Linked DNA regions of Mus musculus: region 1 is linked to region 2. A link is a contact called in ENCODE POLR2A ChIA-PET data. All regions are on one chromosome and are shown on one strand. The core of a region is the stretch at or near the end of the contact, and the rest is flanking DNA. Distances in the headings are between cores, read along the strand shown. Region 1 holds the start of Nr1d1 (nuclear receptor subfamily 1, group D, member 1). Region 2 holds the start of Casc3 (cancer susceptibility candidate 3).

Region 1 (3,797 bases), core at 591-3,090, 34 kb before region 2:
TGCAAAGTCATACTCGGAGAACAGTAAACTTTGGAACATGGAAAAGTGAGTCTGAATGCAGAAAATGAATGTAGGCATGATTAGAATAAAGGGGTATAAGAATAATCTGGTGTGAGGTTTAGCTGGGACGTATAAACTTGAGGCCAAACAAGTCAGGGGTGCCCCCATATTACTCAAGTCTCGGTCATAGAGGGTAAGGGCCAGGCAGTCTGAGAGGAAAAGAAGCCAGGCGGGGGCGGTGAGTCAGCCCAGCTTCACCCAGATCTAGGCGGAGAAGGGCGGGGCGGGAGCCTGGCCCTCAGCTGGCCTCACGTCCCCACTCCACGTGTGCCCCTCGCACGTGGCACCCCAACGAGGAACCCCGGAACTCGAAGCACCGCCTTCTCCGCTTCCCTTCTGTCGCAAGGAAAACCCCGCCCTCGCCCCGCCCCTCCCGGGCGTCCTGGGTCGTAGGCTGGCCCTAAAACCAAGCTGGGCCGGGACAACTGAGGGGAGGAGAGAAGGCGACAAGCGTTGCTCCGGCAACTTGAGGGGCGGAGCTCATTATGTAACGAGGCCGGGAGGCAATGACCAATGAGATGGCGGCCACGGCTTCTACTGAATGAAAACAAATGCAGCACGTGGGCCCGGCTCTGCAGCCATGTGAGCCCTCCCCAGGCTAAGTCGCTGTGGGTGCCCTGCCTGGAGATGAGTCCCAAGCACCCGACTCCTCAAATGAAGCTCCCCACTGCCGCTGAGGATTCCCCTGTGAACTCTGACCCAGTCACGCAAACCCACCAGCCCGGATCGCCCCACTTCCCAAGACTACCTGGAAGTAGGCTAGAACTGTAGAAAAGGGAAAAGAGACAGGCATACTATAGCTGCAAGGAGTGGGCAAATGGGGACGTGTCCAGAGACTGCTTCAAAATGCTGAGTCTCCCTAAACTCTTCCACTCGCCACTGGTATCCACCCTCCATTTCATCCGTTCTCGGACTGAGGGGAACTCAGGGGGTGCTAGTGATGCGTTTTAGGCACATTCCCAGCCGTAATAACCCTCTTTAGAAATCTTACCTAGTGGCTTTCATCTTAGCACAGTAACAAACACCAGCCAGAGGGAATCCCCAATCCCTTACAAAGTTCCTCTCATAAGCCTTGGATGGAAATGGAGACAGTGACAGAGCAAAGATAAGAATCTCAGTACCTGTGTTGTTATTGGAGTCCAGGGTCGTCATGTCTTCACCAGCTGAAAGCGGTCATTCAAACTGGACCTTGACACAAACTGGAGGTTGTGATGGCCTCTCTCGCCCCCTGGGCAATGGCTGAGGGAGACGAGTGAGCCCCGCAGTTCGCAATCAGGATTCCAGGCACTGAGCAGTAAGGTCTTGGGGTGGCTATACTGCAGCCCTCCAGAAGGGTAGGACGCTGAGGCACCTGAGATCTGATTTGCATGGGAAGAGCAGAGAGTGTGTGTGTGAAGAATCAGCCTGCAGCAGTTCTGGCTATAAGGTAGCAAGGAGAGTCGGGTCTCTGCAGTGCACCGGATGCCACTCCTGAAGGCTCCGCAGTGAAGCAGGGTAATGAATCTGGAGCTCCGGGTGCAAAAGTCCCAAAGGAAGAGAAGCTGCAACCAGGAAGTAAGTAGGTGATGGAGAAATGAGGCACCAGGACGCAAAGAGAGACGTGTGCCCTGCTACGTTTCCTCAGCAGTAATATTTCACTCTGCCAATCTCAACCGCCTTTTGCCCGAGCCTTTCCCTGGGACAGAGGGCTCTGCGCAGGCGCCAGCAGCCCAGGGTTCCCGGGCCGCACGCGGCACTGGAGCAGGTACCATGTGATTCCAGGGAGCGCCTCGTGCCCCAGTGACACACTTTTCCAGCAGCCGGCACGTTGAGATCTGTGCGCCTGCGCACCGCCAGGATTGTTGGGATTTGTAGTCTACTGACAATGTAGGTGGAGTGTGCCTATTCCTTTTCTGCTTTGCAAAAGTGCTTGCTGGCAGCGGGGAGGAGCTGAAAGTGGACTGGGGTGGGGTTTTCTGAAGAGTCAGGGTGGCGTGTTTGGAAAGCCTTGTATGGCAAGGGCATGTGAATTCCTGGGGAGGGCCTGGCAAGCTTTACTGCTCCGTGGAAGATCAAAGCTAAAAGGCCCTTTCTGCAAACCTAGCAAACGTGAGAGCTTCACGTGATTGGAGAACTGACCTCACCCTGAGGTTAGTGGTGACTAGGGGGAGAAAGACAAGCTGGGAGGAGAGATTTCCCTTAAATCAAGAACTTAAGCATCTTTTGCTATGGTGACAAGGTGGGCGACAAGCAGTGTAAATAAAACCCCTTTCTCTTCTTCACCCTAACCCCAGCCCCCACGGGTAGGACTGGCATAGCACGGGGATATCCCTAGGGACTCCCTGTTTGCTTATATGACACCACACTGCCCACTCAAGTGACTTTGGGGTGAGTCATTTCCCTTTGTCTGGGAAATAAAAAGGAGAACAAAGGGAAAGTGCTCTGAGGTCCTCATAGAGAGAGGGGGGTCTGCTCTCTGCAGGGCTTCATGATAGCAGAAGAAGCCCACAGTTTAGGGAGAACATGAGGATCATTTAACTCCCACCCCTCAACTCCCCGAATTGGCAGGGTGTAGTGGCTCGTGCCTGCAATCACCGTCCTTGAGAGGCTGAGGTAGGAGGACTGTCGTGAATTTGAAGCTGACTTGAGCTGCAAAGCAAGCTCCTACTAAGCGAGGAGGGAGTGAGGATCTTCCCTCCTCTTACTGAAGAAGAAAAGGGACCGCCATCTCAGGGACTGGCTCAAGGTCAGGCATTCACTGCTTATTTCTTGTGACCGTCCCGTCCCTGAGATGGCGGATAAATGAGCACATGAAGCACTTAGCATCTCTCTCAGAGCAGCAGTCATCTCAGGAGTGAGAAACACAGAGGCCTGGGGGAAGGGGTCTGTTCTCTGGGGCTTGGGTTGTAAAGAGAGATGGACACGTATCTTCAAGCAGTCGAGTAAGCCCCAGCCACCCTGCTCCTATCTCCAAGTCCTCTGTAATCTCTACACTTGGGGATGGAGGGGGGGTGCTTTTTTTTTTTTTTTTTTAACCTTAAGTCTTTCTCTACTTGCACTTAGGAAGCTCCAGAGAGTTCTGGGAATCCTGGGAAGCAAGCTACCTTGGAGTCAGAGAAAAGCATACGGGGAAACTGAGCCAGGAGGACCACTTTGAGCTCAGTGATTTGAGACTTAAACAACATGAGACCCTCAAAGCTGGAATTAGGGGTACCAAGGAGAAAGAAAGCTGAATGTTAAGGTCAATGATCTTGACCGGGTTAACCACTGATCATCTGAAGGTTAGACTTTAGCCCTGTTCCCTCGTGCCTAACGGGCTTGGAAAAGAGGGGGAGCAAGCATTTCTCCCGCTGCCCTGGCCCTTAGGTCCAGAGCTAGGAAGCTGCTGCAGAGCACCATGGGAGGAACTGGGAGGAGCTAAGACAAACAAGGCCAGAGGCTTTTCAGGAAAACTTGGTTTTGAAGTCAGCCTCCGCTCCCTCTCCCTCCTCCCAGCCAACTGTGTGGAGGGAGAGCTGGGAGGTAAGCTGCTCTGTCCCTGGCTGCCTGCTCTTTGAGACCTTTGATTGGCTCAGAGCCAGGCAACCCCCACCCCACCCCACCCACCTGGGTATCTGAGGACTGCTCAAAATCCAAAATCGGTCCCTTGGTGCTGTCTAGACGTTCCACCCCGCCTAGTCCCAGTACTACCTCTCAATATCGCTCACTCCCCTGCTTTCTTTAGTTGCTCTGGGTCCCCCCAAGGCCCTCAGCACTGT
Region 2 (3,951 bases), core at 1,397-3,896:
GGCCAACTGTTTAGTGCTCCTACTCTGACCTGTGTTGTTTCTTTATAACATGCTCCTCAAAAATAATAACCTCAATCAGTTGTCTCTTTACTTCGTTTCTTGATCCCTCTCAGTTTCTTCTTGACAACGAGATTTGTCAGATTCCTAATTTGGGTATGGGTTAACAGATTTAACCACCAGGTTTCTGCCCTACACAGAGGAGTCCTCAGATCCTGTTTTTGCTAGACTGAGAGGAATCCATGAGGTGCTATCTGGCAGGACTGAAGTGGATTCTATTGCTTTGGTTCTCCTTTCCCTGAGGACCTACTATTTGGTTATGTCCTCTCCTAGATGTCCTTTGGTTTGGGGATGCTGAGGAGGCTGGGGTGAGAGCACAGTGAGGAGCGTGGGGAGTCACCTGCTTCCCCTCCGTGGGGTACAACACTGTGAGATTCAGTCTTCAGCAGAAAGAGAGGCCCTGCACTTCTCTGAAAACATAGTTCCTTATTCTTTCTTTAACAAAGTTTAAGCTAGTGTTAATAAATTAAAAGAGAAATTGCTTGTCTCTCCACCTCAGCTTTATTTTATGCCCGTTTCATATCGTTGTCTGTGCTGTAATTCATACTTTTGATACCATTTCTGATGTGTAAAGTCGGCTGTCTTGTAAATATCTTATAAAGAGTTCAATTGTAAATAAACTATTGTGGCCGTTAACTTTTGAACTTTTGCCTCATTTTATTAGATTTGTTGGGAAACATTATATCTGCTTGTATATATGAAAGAATGGGAAAGAATCTTCATATTAACCCAAGTGAAATAGAGAAATACATCACCGCCCTTCTAATCAGGGGCTCATCCATTGTGTCAGACTCTAGCGTGTGTCTGTATGTTCCTTTGTCCTGAGCCCTTCCTTACACATAAATGGCAAATTACAAAGCTTGTAGGCAAGACTTTATAGGTCACCTACTCAGTGTTTGATACATGATTTTCCCTGGATATCAGTCCAGATAAATGAAGTCCAGATCCGCTTGACCACAGTGTCTTCCTACACACATCTTCTGTATGCTTGAAAACCCTCATTGTAACTTGAAAGCACTGGCTCTTGTTTTGTGACTACAATGATATAGAAAGATCAATCTCTTAGCTCCTTACTTCTCTAATAAGACTCATGTGGGACCCCAGACCATCTGTCTATTCATGCTAAACATTGACCGTTTCTCACAACTGTTTCTCAGGAGGACTGCTATCCCAAGCACCCACACAGCCAGGAGAGCCCCAGGTTCAAGATCAGCCTAGCTTCCATGAGACCCTGTCTCAAAAAACAAAAGAAAGTAGGATCCAGAGCAGGATTACAGGTATTGTCCCCTCATAGCCTGCATCTGGGGAGGCTGAAGCTGGTGGGTCCCGAGTGATGAAAAGGCTAGCTTGAGGTCATAGATTTTCTTAAAAAAAAAAAAAAAAAAGAAAAAAGAAAAAAAACATCCCAAGCTGGATTCCGACCAAACAACTAAAGGACAAAGTGGCATGCTATCCTTGTCCTTATTTAGACACTCAACTTGGCAGTCTTGCTGCACCATTTTAGATTGTGATGGATAAGATTCTTATGCCTTTCACACTTATTAAATCATGCATCCTCCATTTTGAGTTCAGGCAGTTGTTTCTGGAGCTGAACTCCATGATACATTTGGCCACCTGTCACCAGTTGAATCAGTCCCTGCAGACAGTCATGATTCCTTGGAGTCTCATACTGTTTATAGATCTGGTAAGCAGTGGGGACCTTTAGCTATTTATGAAAACAGCTCAGAGTCCTCTTAACTCATCTATTTGATGTATATTAACAATATGCAGTAATAAATTAGCTTACAAACTATATGTTGCTGCAAGGTAGTTGTGCTGAGTTTTCTTTCACTGCTGATAAATGCATACCCAAAGCATTCTCTGTAGAGTAACAATGCACCAGGATTTGAAACTAATACCTCGAGACATTGAAGGGGCAGAGAGGGTCCAAAACTAGCCTCTTAACTAGTCAAGGGTGATCCAGCTCTGATGTTTTAAAAGCATAGTAAGACTAGTGTCCTTCCAACCTTCAGTTCTCAAAATGAGATAACTAGGTTAGGAAGACACATGGAGAAAGGAGATTTTGAATACACCCAGGAAACACCGCAATACTAAGTTCTGTCCCCACTGCAGTTTCTCCTTTCCCCTAAATTTAGACTGAGGTGAAGAGCTGGCAACTGACGCAGGACTAAAGGCTTTTTCACCTGGACTCGTGATTTTTAACCATGCGAAGGAATACAGTAAAATGTTCTGTATAGAATTCAGGGGAAAGCGAGCAATGGAAAACGAAAATCATGCAATTGCTCCAACGTCGCACTGGAGCTAGAAGAGCTCGAAACCCTCCCCAAGGAAAGTCCAAGATGGCCGAGCTAAGAACCCGAAGAGGATGCAATAGCCCCGCTCCCAGGCGCCCTCCGCCCGCCGGGGCTAGGGGTGTGGGGGTGTGGGGAAATAAAGCGCTAGGCCACGCCTCCTTACATCACCGACAGACGTCATCTCGCTCTCCAGAAAACGTGCCGCAGGGTGCAGGCCCCGCCCCGCGGAAAGAAGGGCGGCCCTCCCTGGACGTGAAGCACGCTGGGACTCCGGAGTCTCGAGCTTCCCGGCAGCCTCCGCGGCGGGCGTGGTGCGTAAGGAGCTGACCAGCGGTGGCCGTTCTCCGTAAGATGGCGGACCGGCGGCGGCAGCGCGCTTCCCAGGACACGGAGGACGAGGAATCCGGGGCTTCGGGTTCCGACAGCGGCTCTCCGGCGCGGGGCGGCGGCAGCTGCAGCGGGAGCGTCGGAGGCGGCGGCAGTGGCTCGCTGCCTTCTCAGCGCGGCGGCCGCGGCGGGGGCCTTCACCTGCGGCGGGTGGAGAGCGGGGGCGCCAAGAGCGCCGAGGAGTCTGAGTGTGTGAGTGAGCGGCGGGCGGTCCAGGGCGGCGACCCGGCAGGGGGCGGGCTGGAGATGCTGTGAGATGCCGGGCCTCCTCTTAGAGGGAAAGAAAGGTTGTCCCGCTGCGAATCTGCATCCACCCAGAGCCCCGGGGAAGGAGGACTGGGTGGTTTCTGAGCTCAGGGCGTGCAATGTTTACACGGAAACTGGGGCTGGGATGTAGAGAACCGCCATTCTCGATGTGACTTCTGAAGATTTATCTTGCCCCATATTCCTACCCAACCATCTGTGTTGATTCTTCAGTCGTCCCTCACGGTTATCTGCGGGTGGGCTCCCCGCGTCTGGAAATCACCAACTCTAACCTGTGTGATCTTCTTCCTCCCAGGAGAGTGAAGATGGCATGGAAGGAGATGGTGAGTAATTTTACTTTATCTTGAATTCTTGTGGATGTAAATTAAGGCCATGTATATCTTACACTGGGTCTTTCTCGGTTTGTTAGGGGTTTTTGGAGAGCGTTCCCCGGGAGTGGCGTTTGTGTCATGGTGATGATGAGCATGCTTGTTTGGTTTGGTTCCTTTTTGGAAGGTGACAGATTGAGTGCACTGTGGTGACTTAGAATAACACCTGACAACAGCATAGTTTTTCGTCAGTGTGGTCCCAAAGTTCTCCATCTGTCAACAGAAACTATAATTTTATCTGCCCCAGAAAGTTGCTGCGTCCACAAATTAAGTGAGGATGTTTGCCTGGCCCAAAACGAACTGTCAGAAATGTAGTAACAAACGTTTATGTTATTACATATCACATAATTTGTCTTTTCCTTTCAGCTGTTCTTTCCGATTATGAAAGTGCAGAAGATTCAGAAGTGAGTGTGATAGATTCTTTTTCCTTATGGCGTAAGTCAGAAAATGTCTCTTTAAAAAAACCTCTAGCTGTGTGGTACAAAAATTCCCTGACTTGCTTCTCTTATACATTCTTCTCGTGTGCTTTTAAAAGTCTGTTAGAAGTCTGGTGATGGTGGCACATGTCTTTAATTCCAGCC

The links. ChIA-PET counts read pairs that join two places held with the same protein, here RNA polymerase II (POLR2A).
Region 1: POLR2A ChIA-PET joins it to region 2 with 49 read pairs in Patski. The contact joins the promoter of Nr1d1 here to the promoter of Casc3 in region 2. POLR2A ChIA-PET finds 5 or more read pairs at or near these places in 3 of 5 experiments (Patski and embryonic stem cell).

The regions. Positions count from the first base shown.
Region 1 is chr11:98,773,537-98,777,333 of GRCm38, forward strand. Nr1d1 (nuclear receptor subfamily 1, group D, member 1) reads right to left here and starts at 1,841. Exons shown (of 8, transcript NM_145434.4): 1 at 1,182-1,841. The coding sequence starts at 1,212. It overlaps Gm31862 (a long non-coding RNA gene), which reads left to right and starts at 1,875. Exons shown (of 4, transcript XR_880204.3): 1 at 1,875-2,278; 2 at 3,103-3,561.
Region 2 is chr11:98,807,162-98,811,112 of GRCm38, forward strand. It overlaps Casc3 (cancer susceptibility candidate 3), which reads left to right and starts at 2,647. Exons shown (of 14, transcript NM_138660.2): 1 at 2,647-2,930; 2 at 3,298-3,325; 3 at 3,737-3,774. The coding sequence starts at 2,703. Gm12359 (predicted gene 12359) reads right to left here and starts at 2,928. Exons shown (of 3, transcript NR_033551.1): 1 at 2,515-2,928. It overlaps Msl1 (male specific lethal 1), which reads left to right. Exons shown (of 9, transcript NM_028722.3): 9 at 1-698.